Regions from separate parts of the Homo sapiens genome. Here regions 2, 3, 4 and 5 are each linked to region 1. A link is a contact called in ENCODE Hi-C or POLR2A ChIA-PET data. All regions are on one chromosome and are shown on one strand. Each heading gives the region's core, a stretch centred on a gene start or an enhancer-like site at or near the end of the contact. The rest is flanking DNA. Distances are from core to core; before and after follow the strand shown. Region 1 holds the start of CLCN5 (chloride voltage-gated channel 5). Region 2 holds the start of MAGED1 (MAGE family member D1). Region 3 holds the start of GSPT2 (G1 to S phase transition 2). Region 4 overlaps LOC107985695 (a long non-coding RNA gene). Region 5 holds the start of HDAC6 (histone deacetylase 6).

Region 1 (2,752 bases), core at 148-2,647:
TCACCTTTTTGACCTGGTGAACATCAAAGTAGATTGTTATTTCCATATCTTTTATACAACCAACACCTCCACCTCCTAAGTGAAAGTGCTAAAGCACAAACACTGAAGGCTAATACTAGCTTGAGAATCGTGTTGGCCTTCTTTAATGACAAAAGGGTTAATGTGTACACCAGTCCCAAAACACCAACAGAGAAAAGACAGTGCTTTGGACAAGGAAAAGTTCGCGAAGTCCAAGAAAACTAGGAACTCACAAACTCCTAGGGTGAATTCAGCAGGAAAAAGCGCTCCGATGACTTCTCTGAGACCTGGGACAGTCTGTTTTGATTTGCCTTTTTTCTTCTCCTATTTCGCGTGCAGTTAAGAAGTAATGATCATCGTCCCGTGGGACTAGGCGAAATTTAACATCCCTGAAGTTAAACCCGAGCAGTTGCTAATAAATGTATGAAGTTTATGTAAAGTTGATTCGTGCTGGTTTTTTATGCTCCAAACTTCTAGATTTCCCTCACTTACTCGGGGCAGCTTCCACTGACGTTATCGCACGGGCACAGGTACAACTTCACTGGGAACTCCAGGCAACTGATTTGCTCTGAAATGTTAATCAAAGGAAACGTGCGTCAATGTAAAGGCAAAGCTTTTCCCGTGTGGATCAAGGCGCTCAAGAGCAAGGCTCGAAAGTCTGGAGAGAACCAGCTACGCGCGTTAAGTGGCAAAAGGAAAACAGCGCAGCAACTACTTTTCCGAGAGTTTCTCCACTTTGCTAAGACCCATACAAAACCAGCGGCAAGTCCAGAGCCGGAGGGAGAAGAGCCGGGCCTCGGCTGAGCTTTGCCAGCCTAAGTCACCCTACCCCAGTCCGGGAAAGGGGACGCAGGCGGCTAAACACTCCGATTCAAAAGCGGGGCGGGCTTGGCGCCGCTCCGCAAGGAAACTTCGCTCGGGCAACCCAGGGACCATAACTCGGAGAACAGGGCTGGGCTCCCGGGAAGACGCCGCTCAGCACTGGCTGGAACTAGCCTGTCTACCTCCTCTAAGCGCCGGGCTGCCAACGCCGGGCGCGGGGAAGCCCCATCTCCGGGGGTCCAAGCCAGCGGGATTGCGCTTCCCCTGTGTCGCTGCGCTTAGGGGGTGCTCCGGGGGTGGGCCGGGGGCCAGCGGCCCGCCAAGGACCTGTTGGGGAAGGGACAGCCCGTTTGCCTTTACCTGTCGCCGAGGTCCGGAGCGGCGGAGCCCGTGTCCGCCGCCGGTGGGCAGCGCGCTCGGTCGGCTCTGGCGTCCAGGACACCAAGTTGAGTGAGCGCCCCACGTAGCCGGCAGAGCTTCATTCACACAGCCCAGCCGGGGAGGAGGGGGAGCGAAGCGGGCGCGCGGCTCATGTGACAGGGCGCCTCGCGAGTATCGGCTCAGCCCAGCCAGCGTCTGCGCGTGCGCGCCACGCCGAGCTCACACCCGGCACCTCTACCCAGCCGAGATGAGGGGAGGCCCGCCGGGGAGGAGCTGCCAGGAGGAGTTTCAACTTGCGCAGCCGCAGTACGTCGGCCCCGCTCGCTGCCATATTTAATGAGGACTGGGCGGGCGGGTCCTATCCCAGTGCTGGGCGTGTCAGTTGCCTTTGAAAACGCAATGCCCCATTGTGTTTCACTATTTCCAGCTTGCAGTGCCTTTTTTTGCTGGGGAGAAGGTTTGTCCTTAGAATGAAACTGTCTATCCTGAGCTTTCGGCCCACAGAGTAATTAGTAGTAGAAATCTAATACTAATAACATTAGATCACATAATTTGAGCTGCTTCTTATGTGCCAGGCACTCTCCTAACCCCTTTACTTTTTTCGTCTCATTTGGTGTTCACAATAACCCCGAGGGTTATTTCTCCATTTTTACTCATAAAAATACACAGGCACAGAAAGGTTAAGTAACTTGTCTAAACTCATATAATAGTAGGAATAGGAATAGTGATCAAACGTAGTGATACTTTTAACAGCCAACTTGATGTTTCCAGCAACGCTGCAAAAACTATACTGCAGTTGTTAGTACTGTATTATCTCCATATTAATCATTACAAAACAGAGGCTCAGAAAAGCTGAAGTCACAGGACTAGTACGTGGTAGAACTGGGAATCCAACCTAGGTCTAACTTACTCCAAAGCCCTTACCCTAGGTTTGAAAGAAACAGCACACCGTTTTGCAGAAGAGAAAACTTAGGCCAAATGGGGTGCACTGACTCACTTAAGATGATCCAGCTAATTAGTTCTTGGCAGACCTGAGACTGGAATCCATATAATCCAAGTAATCTAACTAGAACCAGGGTACTCTACTGCAGTGAACAATTTGGAATGCCTACTTTGGACAAGCTAAGTGGTCAGGGATTTAAAAACCCCTATCCTAGCCCAATCAGCATAAGGCTACCGGGGACAAATTTGTAATCCGACATAGTCAGGCTTTGACCCATTGCAATATGAGAGACTGCACACGGTAGGCATTTCATCAAACAGAAAAACATGGAGTCATTATAGGATTGGAGAGAAGAGTGGAGTTTAGGTGAATTTTAAACAAAGCAGTGTTTTTGGTAAGCTCAAAGCAAAGCAGTACTGTCATTTGGGGTCACCATCAGGTCTGAACTGCAAAGTGAACCCAGAGTTGTGTTTCCTTGGGAACCACAAAATAAAGATAGATGTGGAATGTTGTGTCCAGATACCCCTTATCTGAAGCTCTGCACCTGGGTTGGAAATTGAGGCTGCTTCTCTGTGTCAAAGAAACTTA
Region 2 (2,752 bases), core at 1-2,500, 2.0 Mb before region 1:
TACTAAACATGTGGCAGGGGTGAAGTAGGGCAAGGGCAAAATGAGGGGTGGGGCGGTATGCGGAAAGTGGGCACGAACAGGAGCCGGGGACGCTCCAAGAGGCGTGCAGTAGCAGCTCAGGACGGCAGGCGGATCGCGGAGTTGAGAATAAGGGGGGTCGCACAGAGTGGGGAATGCAGAAAGAGGGAGGGTGGAGGCAGGAGGCTGGGGGAGGGGGTGACAGACTGCTCTACAAGCGTCAGGATTCTGGAAAAAAAAAAAAATGGTTCCTTACCCACCCCGCATTCTCTGGGCAGATTGCCCTGACTACTAACAGGGTCTCCCCTCTCTCTGAGCAGGGACTGATGGCTGAAAAGAGACGCCCCTCCCCCCCTTCGATAAACGATGGGAATTCGAAAAGCCCACGGAGTCTAGTCACTAAATAGGGTCAAACCGGATCCCGGCGTTTGGGAGACCAAAGAGGCCCGCGGGGAGGGGTGACTGTCGGCTGGGGAAATGGTGGGGTGGGGAGTGGAGATCTCACCTGGAAGCCGAGGAGGCCCGCACCACAGTCCATTTTCTGAGCCATGGCTCCTGTCCCTCTGGCAAGAGCGGAGCCTGGGGGCTGTGGGAGAGGGGCAGGGCGTTATACTACAGAGGGCAAATACGAAGGACCTAATTGGGAGGGGGGTGACTGTGGTCTGACTGTGCGGGCGGATAAGGTGAATGTGAGGAGGAACGGATCGGAGCGGTAAAAGTGAATGGGCGTCCAGATGGAGGTTCTGAACCCCGAGAAGCTACTGACAGGGCGAAGCTTCAAATGGGGATCGGGAAGCAGATGAGTTCTGAATTCGGAGCGGGGGTGCGGTTGGGTTGGGATTCGCATTTGGGAAGTTGCATGGAGGTTTTGAGTCAGGAGGAATCATCTAACAGTACAGATCGAGGTCAAGGAATCTGAGGATTTCGAACGATGGGAGGGATCGGACAGGGGTTTTGAATCAGGAAGGATCGGGAGGGGCATTGAATTGGGGTTTGGGGGGTGGAAGGGGATTCAGAATCCAGGGTGAAGGGATCGGGATAAAAAAAAATGGGGGCCCGCACCAGGGGGCAGATGCCCAGTCTGGGGGCTAATTCTCACCTTGCCTCAGGCCCCAACCCCAACCCCCTCGCTGCCTCCCTTCTTCACGACTCAGAGGATCGGGATTGCTGGGCTCGGCTCTCAGCAGCCGCACTCTCTCCTTGTCCAGGAGAAAATGCCAGCGCGGCAGCTTGGGCGACCCCGCCTCTTCGCCTAATATACCACCCACCGCCTCAGGACGTTACGCGCATGCGCAAACACTGAAGAGCCAAAGTCAGTCCCGCCTGCTTTCCCAACAAAAGCTTCGTCCTGGAGACCATGATGCGCATGTGCGCTGGAAGGCGGTCCCGCCCCCTTTGCCAACACACCACCCCACCACCAACCAGGTCGACACTATACAACAGCACCTCCCCTTCCTCTACGCCCCCTCCCCCACAGATGCGCTGTGCCTCTTGGTCCCACCCCTTGCCCCACACACCGGCCCCCTACCTTTTCCGCAATGCGTCTCTATTCCGTCCCTCCCCTATTCAAGGCCCCTCCTGTCAGGCCGGCTTGCATCTCCACCCCCTTGTCCAGCATGCTTAGGTCTCTGTTTGGGGTCTCTAATTGCAACAAGTGTTAGACCTCTGCTGAGGAAACGGAATGGCCTGAGAGGATACACTATTGGAGCTAACAAAGTAGTAGTAGTAAGTCTGTGGCTGCCACGTGACTCCATGATTTCTCCCTCACCCCCTGCCCGCCCCCACAAGCTCCCAGACGCAGAAAGAACGTTAGTTTCTTCCCTTTCTTTCTGCAGCTCCGGTGATGGACTCATTTTGTGTGTGTTGGGGGAGGAAAGGAGGGAAGGGCACAGCTTGTACATCACAGCAGGATTTGTGCTGGGGCTTGTCTTCCTGTCACAGCAGCCCTGGGAAGTGGATGTCAGCACCCCTATTTTGCAGATCAGGAAGCTGAGGCACAGATACATTGCATGAACTAGACAAGGCCACAGAGCCAGGAAACAAAATGCAAAATTTGGGTCTGGGTCTTCCTGACTCCAAAGCCCACATTCTGCTCATGCTGGCCTGGGGACTAAGGGTACCCCTCCCTCCTCCATTTGAGCAACAGACCACGGCACCCCATTTGTACCAAACAAGCAAAGTTTGTGTTCTAGGAGGCCCAAGCTCATGCTCTGCATTCAGGAGGACACAAGCAGAGGCCCCCACCCTCCCCCTGCCCTGTGTGGGTCCATCCAGGCGTGGGAATTGCTCCTTGGGGTCCACTCTGTGCTCAGAACATCAGGCCTCTTCCTTATCAGGGATACAATCACACTGTCCCTGAGGCCTTCCTGGTGCCCACTGGAGCAGCCAGGACAATCAGACCTGTGTGTCTGAGCCATGGCAAGCCCTGGTTCCTTTCAGGGCTGGGGCCTGGGGCAGCTGTGGTTTTATGGAGAGAAACTGGGCTGGGCTTCAGAATTCCAGGAATGGAGTGCCCAGCCTGTCTGTCTCGAGCTGTGTGAGCCCGCACGGGTCACTCAATTCTCTGGGCCTGGTTTCTCAATGTGCAAAGTGGAATGCACAGCAAGTGGGTCCTACCCAAGGACACACACGCTGCTATGCTTCCAGGATAACTGGAGAAACTCAAAAAGGCAGAAAATTAAATACAGATGTGAGGTGACTCAAATTAAACTGGTACAGTTCCAAAATTCAAGAC
Region 3 (2,752 bases), core at 162-2,661, 1.8 Mb before region 1:
GTGTACCAAGGGCAGAAATCTGACTGCTCTTTAATATTTGCTCCGGTCAGTCCTGAGCAGGGCATAAAGTGAATGTCCTTTTTTGGACTGAAGCCTACTTTTTTCAAAAAGGGCACCAGTTTTTCTTTACATTCTTCATATCTCTCGATGCTCCAATTTACTGTGGGATCATCCATCTTATTAATAAGCACTATTAAATGTTTTACCCCTGCCGTTTTTGCCAACATCGCATGTTCTCTTGTCTGTCCACCTTTTTCAAATCCAGTTTCAAACTCTCCTTTCCTGGCAGAGATGACCAGCACAGCCAAATCAGCTTGAGAAGCACCACCAATCATATTTGGGACAAAACTCTTGTGGCCAGGGGCATCTAAAATTGTGAAATGTTTCCTTTCTGTTTCAAAATAGGCACGACCCACTTCGACTGTTTTACCCTTGTCTCGTTCCTCCTGATTTGTATCTAAGGCCCAGGACAAATACCAGGTTTCTCTGTTTTTTTCCTTAGCTTCTCTTTCATATTTCTCCAGTGTTCTTTTGTCAACCATTCCAGTCAAAAACATTATCTGTCCTCCGATGGTTGACTTGCCAGCGTCTACATGGCCAATGAATACTACATTTACGTGTTCTTTCTTAGGTGCACCTGAGGGTACGATCACAGATTTGGATTTTCTTATTTCCTCTTTTTCCTCCATCATTTCCTGGCCACTTTCTTCTGGGGGCCCTGAATCTCCCGAGGAACCACCCCCAGGCTCGGCTTCACTTACTTCTTTACTGTGCTCCCATGATTCTTCTAGGGCCATTTCCACCTCTCCATTTTCTACAACAGGTTCTGAAAGTTCCATGGTAACGGCTGAATTGGAACCTTCAAGCGACACTAACGGTTCCTCTCGGGAAGGTTCCACAGGTGCCCCCCGTCCCATCCTTTTACCTTGAGGGTATCCCGCGCCGGTGCAGGTTTCATCGTTGCTGCCGGAGCCGGCCGGGAGGGTGGGCGGCTGAGTCGGGCCCCGCAGGAAGGACGGCACGAACTCCGCGGCGTGTACGTTAGGCACGAAGGGCTTGGCGTTGACGTTGAGCTTACGGCTGAAAGCCGAGCTGAGGGGCTCGCGCTGGGCCTCGGCCACCGCAGAGGAGACTCCATCCCCGCTCGGGGCCGACCCCGGGGATTCCATGTCCACCTGGTCCCAGCAATCGGGCGCCGAGTCGCTGCTGCTGCTGCCCGAATCCATGGTCTCGGAACTTGCTGTGTGGCAGTGAGGGAGCGGGCTCAACAGGCCAGAAGAGCGGGCTCCGCCGGCGGGGTTAAGGCAGCAAGAGCGAAGGGCCAAGGGGTAGCGACACGAACCTTAGCTGCACCGCGGAGGCAGCTAAGCGCCGATGCTGCATTCGCAACTGCGGCGGCAGCAGCAGATATGGCGGCTCAACACTCTCCTCTTGTGTGTGAGCGGATCTCCTCCCCCAAACCCCAACCACTTCCGACTCCTCCACCCCCGACCCAACGCCGGGCGTGGATTGACCCCTCGCTGCTATCCGTACGCTTGGCTTCCTTACTTCTTCTTAGCCACGGGCTAAGTCCAAAAGTATTATTTTTTAAAACGAAAATTTCCATTCACTTTTTTGTTCACACAGTCTGGCAGAGCAATTTGACCACAATCTGATGATTAAACCTAGACAGGAACACATGGTATACAATTCTACCAAAAGATTCAAGTAAAAGTGATCATTTCTATTGAACAAATGGGAGGCAAGATAAGGGTTAACTATACAGAAATTCAGAAACCCAGCAACTGAAGGGAGAGGCAAGGAATGGGTAGGGAGGGACTCATGAAATATATGAGTCTGTAGCCGAACTTAGGAAATGCAACTTAAGATCACTCATTAATTTGAAATCCACAGGCCTTTTGATTTTCCCTTTCCAGTGGGCCCCCATAAGCCTGTAACTTCTGCTGATGGCTTCTATAGTTTAAGGATAGGGTTACAACTTCTTTTCATGTTAAGCACCCTGGCTGTCTGAGGGGAGAGAATTTCCAAGGAGATCCTTGTTCCAGTGAAGCTTCCAGTCACTTCATATGCAGATGCCTGCACAATGGCTGGCCTGCCATTCAATGGTGGATCACGTAGACAAGCACAGGACTCAGATCACTCTTGTTTTACCAACCAACTGAATTCTGGGTTTATCTGCACTACTCCCCAGCACCTCCCTAGTACATCCTGCATCCACAGGCCTCGGGTTTTCCTGCTTCATTCCGGGGGGCCTGGAATCCTACTCACTGCACTGGCTTTGCTCTAAGAAACAATCAGTGTCATGTTGAACCCCTCTACAGTTTATGGTAATGAGACAGGGCTGTAGGTGTCAGCCTAATTAAACCAATTAAGACTTCTGAGATGAACAAAGACCTTAAGACCCTAATCAAAAGAATCTCACTCTCAGAAAGTGTTAACAGTTGAGTCAAAGCCTCAGCGACCTTGTTTGTAAATTAATTTAGTGCAAACTGACATAGAAAATACAAACTTATTCTCTGAATCTGTTTTTAGTCTTCATGTACTCAAATCTGTCACCTTTTGCTTTTATGAATTCAGGTTTTGTGACATACCTAGAAAGACTATTCAGTCCAAACAATCTGCTTAGTACAAGATGGTGTCACATAGATGGATTTATTTTTTTATTTTGAGACAAAGTTTCACTTTTGTTGCCCAGGCTGGAGTGCAGTGGCATGATCTCAGCTCACTGCAACTTCTGCCTCCTGGGTTCAAG
Region 4 (2,752 bases), core at 81-2,580, 1.3 Mb after region 1:
CACTCCAGCCTGGGAGACAGAGTGAGACTGTCTCAAAAGTAAATAAATAAATAAATATAAATAAAATTGTAAAATATGCATTCACAAGTTAGTGTTACTGGAAAACTGCATGTTATGTAACAGTATGTACAGAAGTGAAAAAGTACAACCAAAATGATATATCACCAAAATTAAAAACACAAAAATTTAAGATAAAAACAAAATGACACGTACAAGTAAACCGTTTTTTTTAATTTATGTAAATATAAACACGGACATTTAGAAATATACACATTGAAAGGACAGAGATGAGAAATTATTCCTTGGGTGTTGGGTGTCTGTTTGCCATTTATTTCTATAATGTAGTTCCCTCTTTTCTGAAAAACTTGCAACCAACGTGGATGACTTTTCCAAAGAGAAGAGGGACCCAGCATGGTGGCTCATGCCTGTAATCCCAGCACTTGGGAGGTCGAGGCAGGTGGATCATCTGAGGTCAGGAGTTCGAGACCAACCTGGCCAACATGGCAAAACCCCTATCTCTATTAAAAATACAAAATTAGGTGAGTGTGGTAGCAGGCACTTGTAATCCCAGCTACTTAGCAGGCTGAGGCAGGAGAATTGCTTGAATCCCGGAGGCGGAGGTTGCAATGGGCCAGGATCGCGCCACTGCACTCCAGCCTGGGTGAGAGAGTGAGACTCCGTCTCAAAAAACAAACAAACAAAAAAACACAGAAGAGAAAACACTCTCTGAAATGGAAGTAAAGGGACTAGAAAACAATGGGAAGCTATTTAGTAGTAGGGGAAAGGGCTATTTTCCAATGGCGAGTGACAAAACCACAAGGCAAAACTGTCCCTCCCCCTCCAACTGGAGTCCATACAGGGACGCATGCACACGGGCACACGTGTGTCCCTCTGTGAGCGTTGTATGGTGCACACTGATAGACTGATGGGGACCCTCTGACCATTCCTGTGAGGACTTGAGCCAAAAAGCTACTTCTCTCTTGGCACACCTGGCCTAGCCCAGTGTGCTTTTGAAACTCTAGGAACCATTGGAGTCCACTGGAGGGCTTCTGAAAACACCAACTGCTGGGCCCCAGGCCCACAGCTTCTGATTCAGTGGGTCATGGGTGGGGCCTGGGAGTATGCATTTTTAATAGATTCCCAGCGAGGCAGCTGCTGCCTGCCAGGGAACCCCACTTTGGGAACCACTGGACTAGTGTCTGGGTCAGCGAATAGAGGAGGCCACCCGGAGGCCAGAAGGTGCCTGAGGCCCTGGGCTTCATGGCTGGTGGCTGGAGATGCCCTCCTCCAGGCCTGGAGCTTCCTCAACCTGACAACTTGCCAATAAGGGAAATGGGCGCGATCTAACGTGCCGCGAACTAGTGCAGACTCACAGCCTAGGTCGAGTAGGAATGGAATTCTAGAAATGATATATGCCAAGAGTTTGCAGTGTAGACCTCAGAATCATCTCAGATTCAAAGAGGAAACCAAACGACTGCAGCAGCAGCAGCAGCAGCAGCAGCAGCAGCAGCAGGGAACAGGTTGGCTACAGAGCCAGTGGTCACACCCGGCTTTCTGCAGCCTTTCTGGCTCCGCAGCATTTTTTTCAGAGCTTAAGGGCGGGAGGAGATGCTGTATATTTAGGGGTGGAGTGAGGAATAGCGGAGCATTCCGGCATTTCTGGAGTAACACTGCCCCCAAGAGCAATCTGTGATAAAGCCTCAAGCTATGTGGACAAACAACATGAAAGGCGAGGTAATGAAAAAAAGATCCAGAAAGATCCAGCAGCCAACTTGACGATCCTCGCTGATTGAAGATTAAAGCACTATGAGCGCAGCTAGGTTCAAATAGCGGTTCTGCCACTTACTCACTTTGTGACCCTGGGCAAATTAGTCAACTTCCCTGTGCCTCAGTTTCCCCTACTTGTACTTCATGGGGGATTAATGAACTAATATATGGAAAGTATTCAAAGCATTTCTGCTGACTACAGAAACTCTTTACAATTCTCCCAGAAATAATCCAGGTCATCATGCATTTGCCCACATTCCATCTTTGTCAGGAATTGTAGGCCAAAATGTTCTTTTTTTATTTTAATTTAATTTTAATTTTTTTTTGAGATGGAGTCTCCCTCTGTCTCCCAGGCTGGAGTGCAGTGGCGTGATCCGGGCTCACTGCAACCTCCACCTCCCAGGTTCAAGGAATTTTCCTGCCTTAGCCTCCCGAGTAGCTGGGATTACAGACGCCCGCCAACATGCCTGGCTAGTTTTTATGTTTTTTTAGTAGAGACGGGGTTTTGCCGTGTTGCCCAGGCTGGTCTCCAACTTCTGACTTCAGGTGATCCGCCTGCCTCGGCCTCCCAAAGTACTGGGATTGTAGATGTGAGCCACTGCAACCGGCCCAAAATGTACTCTTTTTTTTTTTTTTTTTTTTTTGAGGCAGTCTCACTCTGTCGCCCAGGCTGGAGTGCAGTGGTGCGATCTCGGCTCACTGCAAGCTCCGCCTCCTGGGTTCACGCCATTCTCCTGCCTCAGCCTCCCGAGTAGCTGGGACTACAGGTGCCCGCCACCACGCCCGGCTAATTTTTTGTATTTTTAGTAGAGATGGGGGTTTCACCGTGTTAGCCAGGATGGTCTCGATCTCCTGACCTCGTGATCCGCCCGCCTCCGCCTCCCAGAGTGCTGAGATTACAGGCGTGAGCCACCGCGCCCGGCCAATGTACTCGTTTTTTAAAGACAATGCTTAGTTATAGTTCTCCACAATTAAACCCAGCACA
Region 5 (2,752 bases), core at 163-2,662, 1.1 Mb after region 1:
CCTCCTACTCATCAATCCGCTCCTAGAGAAGGACCCCTGTCTGTTGTTTGGTACATTTGTATCACCAACTCTTGGCACACAATAGGCACTCAATAAATGTTTGTTAGCTACATAAAAGAACCCTTTCAAGTGTGAGCCCTACCTCCCCAAATCATCTGCTTCCAGTATCCAGGCTGGGGTAAGAAAAGATTTATTCTTGCTAATGGGCTCTAAGTGTGTGTATTTTTGTGGTTTGGAGACAGCCTGGAGGACCCAGCCTCACCTGTCATCCCAGAGGCAATGGAATTCATTTAACTGCTCATCCAACACCAAGCCAGTGCCAGCCAGTGCTTCAGCCTCAAGGTTCAGATCCTGCAGAGGAAAAAAAAAAGGAGACACAGATCCATTTTAGGCCCTGAGTCAGAGGGAACTGTCCAGGGTGGGGAACCTTTGGGTTTTGATTGTCATACGAGGCTAAACTGCAGCCAGGCCCTGCTCACCATCCCTTGCAGTCCCACGATTAGGTCTTCTTCCATTGCTTGGCCGAGCTTCTTCATTTTGCCTTTCTTCTTTACCTCCGCTAGATTGGGGATAGAGCGGGGAACGGCTCCCTTTTTAATATTTCGCTTCTGTGAATCAGAGAGAAGGGTCAGAGTCCAGGGCATGACCAACTTGCTCCCTCTCCCCCTCATCAGGGCGGGTCTAGGGCCTCACCGAAGTGACACTGGAGTCCTGAGGGGGCGACTGGGGGTTCTGCCTACTTCTTCGCTGCCTGGTTGTGGTGGAATCCTGGCCGGTTGAGGTCATAGTTGAGGAGGCTTGGCCCCTGCCGCGGTTCTGGGGGTGGGGGGAGGAGCGTGGGTATGTGAGGGGGCTAGTGTGCCCTGAGGACCCCACCTCTCTGCCCTTTTCCAGGCTCCGCCCCCTCTATTAGATTCCATTCCTTACGCGATCTGATTCTCCACAGCCTTCCAAACTCCGCCTCTCTCAGGCCTTCTCCCTCCACTCAGGTGGCCATTCTACCCGGCCCCGCCCGGCCCGCTAGACTCCACCCCTTTTACACGATTCTCTTTCCCTGGTCTTGCCCTTTCACGGAGCAATGAGCCCCCGGGCTCACACAGTCCGTCTTAGGGCCTGCCCTTTCCAACCAATCACCGCCCCTTCTACTCTCCTAAGCCCCATTCCCAGACCCTCTAAGCCCAGCCCAGACCCCATTCCTTCACGAACCTGCCCTTTCGGCCTATCTCCCGGGATAATCACCCACCCTTTCACTCAGCCGGCCCCGGCCCCGACCCCGGTTTCGACTCCACCCTTAACGATTCACTTAACTCCACCCCTTATCGGGCCGGACCGGTACCTTCCACTCCGCCAGATCCCGCCCCTAGCGTTTCAACCAGCCCCGCTCCTCAGGGGACTGCCCCGTTCCTTCAACCAGCTCCACCCCCTGCCCAGACCCGACCGCTAACGTTTCGCTAACCCTCTTCAGCCAGTCCCTAGCCGCCTTCGGTCGGCCTCCGCCCCCTTCCCGCCTCCGCCGTCGACGCGCTGTACTCACCGCTCCACTCATTGGACGCAGCCCCTTTCTCAAACTCCGCCCTTGGCTCGCTCCACCAAGTTTCTGGCGACCTGTGGGGACGCGAGCGCTCAGGCTTTTCTTTTCCATTGGGCCTCGTCTCTCGACTGCCCGCCCAGATCCCGCCTCCAGAGGGGACCGTGCCTCAAGGCCGCGCCCCTCGCGCGAGCCACACCTCTCGCGAGCTCACAAGCGGCGGGGCGGTGCGTCGGCGTGCTACGCCAGCTGGGCTGAGCCACACCGCGAGCTCACAGGCGACGGGGCGGTGCGTCGGCGTGCTACGCCAGCTGTGCTGCGCCTACGTAAAAGGCAGGCGCCGGCGGTTCCCGACAGGGCTGCGGTGCAAGCTTTTTCTTGCCTCGGCTATCGTCGCTGTCGTCCCGGATGCCATAGCCGCCGCCCCTCCGTCCCTGTCCAGTCACTTAGGAGCCCTTCGGGTCGGCGGTGTCTGGAGAGCAAGCAAGGAAGCGAGGGAATTAGGAAGGGGCATCTTACCTTTTCCCCGCGACTTCCCGCGCGACGCGCCGTGATGACGTAGCGCGGGCGGGCTGGTTGTGGCTGGGCCGAGAGCGAGGTTGCCACTGGACGTTGGTGGTGGCGGCCAAAATAGGCGTGGTGACGATGCTAAATGTGAGGATTTTCCGAGTTAATATTCACTATGGTGGTACACAGGAAACACTGGCCGAATATTAGCTATTAATATTCTGCCGCAATATTCTGAGTGGAAGGAGTCTTAGTGGGGGCAGGGAATGGTAATGATAGCAAGTATTATGTGACAGGCATCGTTGTAAACCACAATTCTATGAGGTAGTTCCCATTATTAAGGCTGCTTTGCAGATAAGGAAACTGAGGTTACGGGACTTAACCATGTGACTTTGGGCAAGTTGCTGAACAGTTCTGTGCTCCGTTTCCTCATCTGGAAAGTTGTGATAATAATAGTGCCCAGGGCCAGAATGGCCTTGAGGATGGGAGTTCTCATGGGCAGCAGCTCTCCCTATCTGCCCCCTCCAACGGGTAACCACTGCTCCCAAGCAGTAATAGAAAGTGTGTGTGCGTCTGGGGAGCTGTCCCTAGGCACCCCCTCTCCCCCGCAACTCCCACTCCATGTCTAAATGTCAGCTCTGCAGGAGGCCGGTTTGTCCTCCTAATCTCCCTGTCTCATTCTCCACCATTTCCTACCGGGCTATAAGCTGGGACCGG

What was found. A loop is a pair of places that touch in the nucleus more often than their neighbours do. ChIA-PET counts read pairs that join two places held with the same protein, here RNA polymerase II (POLR2A). Pooled maps may share reads with other maps.
Region 2: a pooled map shows a loop between it and region 1 (14-fold over the local background). The contact joins the promoter of MAGED1 here to the promoter of CLCN5 in region 1. A Hi-C loop is called at or near these places in 9 of 50 pooled maps.
Region 3: a pooled map shows a loop between it and region 1 (18-fold over the local background). The contact joins the promoter of GSPT2 here to the promoter of CLCN5 in region 1. A Hi-C loop is called at or near these places in 5 of 50 pooled maps.
Region 4: a loop to region 1 is called in a pooled map, with 24 times the contacts of the local background. The contact joins the enhancer-like site here to the promoter of CLCN5 in region 1. A Hi-C loop is called at or near these places in 2 of 168 maps with a recorded cell type or tissue (IMR-90 and endothelial cell of umbilical vein), 2 of 37 single-sample maps with no recorded cell type and 11 of 50 pooled maps. POLR2A ChIA-PET finds 5 or more read pairs at or near these places in 1 of 52 experiments (endothelial cell of umbilical vein).
Region 5: a loop to region 1 is called in a map of ascending aorta, with 7 times the contacts of the local background. The contact joins the promoter of HDAC6 here to the promoter of CLCN5 in region 1. A Hi-C loop is called at or near these places in 2 of 168 maps with a recorded cell type or tissue (ascending aorta and naive thymus-derived CD4-positive, alpha-beta T cell) and 11 of 50 pooled maps.

The regions. Positions count from the first base shown.
Region 1 is chrX:49,921,241-49,923,992 of GRCh38, reverse strand. It overlaps CLCN5 (chloride voltage-gated channel 5), which reads right to left and starts at 1,397. Exons shown (of 15, transcript NM_001127898.4): 1 at 1,201-1,397; 2 at 511-586. RefSeq lists a silencer at 1,086-1,135.
Region 2 is chrX:51,892,121-51,894,872 of GRCh38, reverse strand. It overlaps MAGED1 (MAGE family member D1), which reads right to left and starts at 1,250. Exons shown (of 13, transcript NM_006986.4): 1 at 1,118-1,250; 2 at 524-604. The coding sequence starts at 568. RefSeq lists enhancers at 474-523, 744-793, 1,106-1,195, 1,836-1,955.
Region 3 is chrX:51,742,101-51,744,852 of GRCh38, reverse strand. It overlaps GSPT2 (G1 to S phase transition 2), which reads right to left and starts at 1,411. Exons shown (of 1, transcript NM_018094.5): 1 at 1-1,411. The coding sequence starts at 1,226.
Region 4 is chrX:48,630,434-48,633,185 of GRCh38, reverse strand. All of the region lies in intron 1 of LOC107985695 (a long non-coding RNA gene), which reads right to left. Among named protein-coding and RNA genes, the nearest start is that of WDR13, 34 kb to the right of the region's middle. RefSeq lists an enhancer at 1,289-1,358. Within about 2 kb of position 1,330, at least 2 of the 41 ENCODE cell types and tissues checked have a DNase peak (open chromatin) inside an H3K27ac peak, as active enhancers do.
Region 5 is chrX:48,800,727-48,803,478 of GRCh38, reverse strand. HDAC6 (histone deacetylase 6) reads right to left here and starts at 1,412. Exons shown (of 29, transcript NM_006044.4): 1 at 1,337-1,412; 2 at 694-816; 3 at 480-608; 4 at 263-351. The coding sequence starts at 786. RefSeq lists enhancers at 761-840, 1,471-1,984, 1,831-2,100, 2,222-2,752 and a cis regulatory region at 2,561-2,752.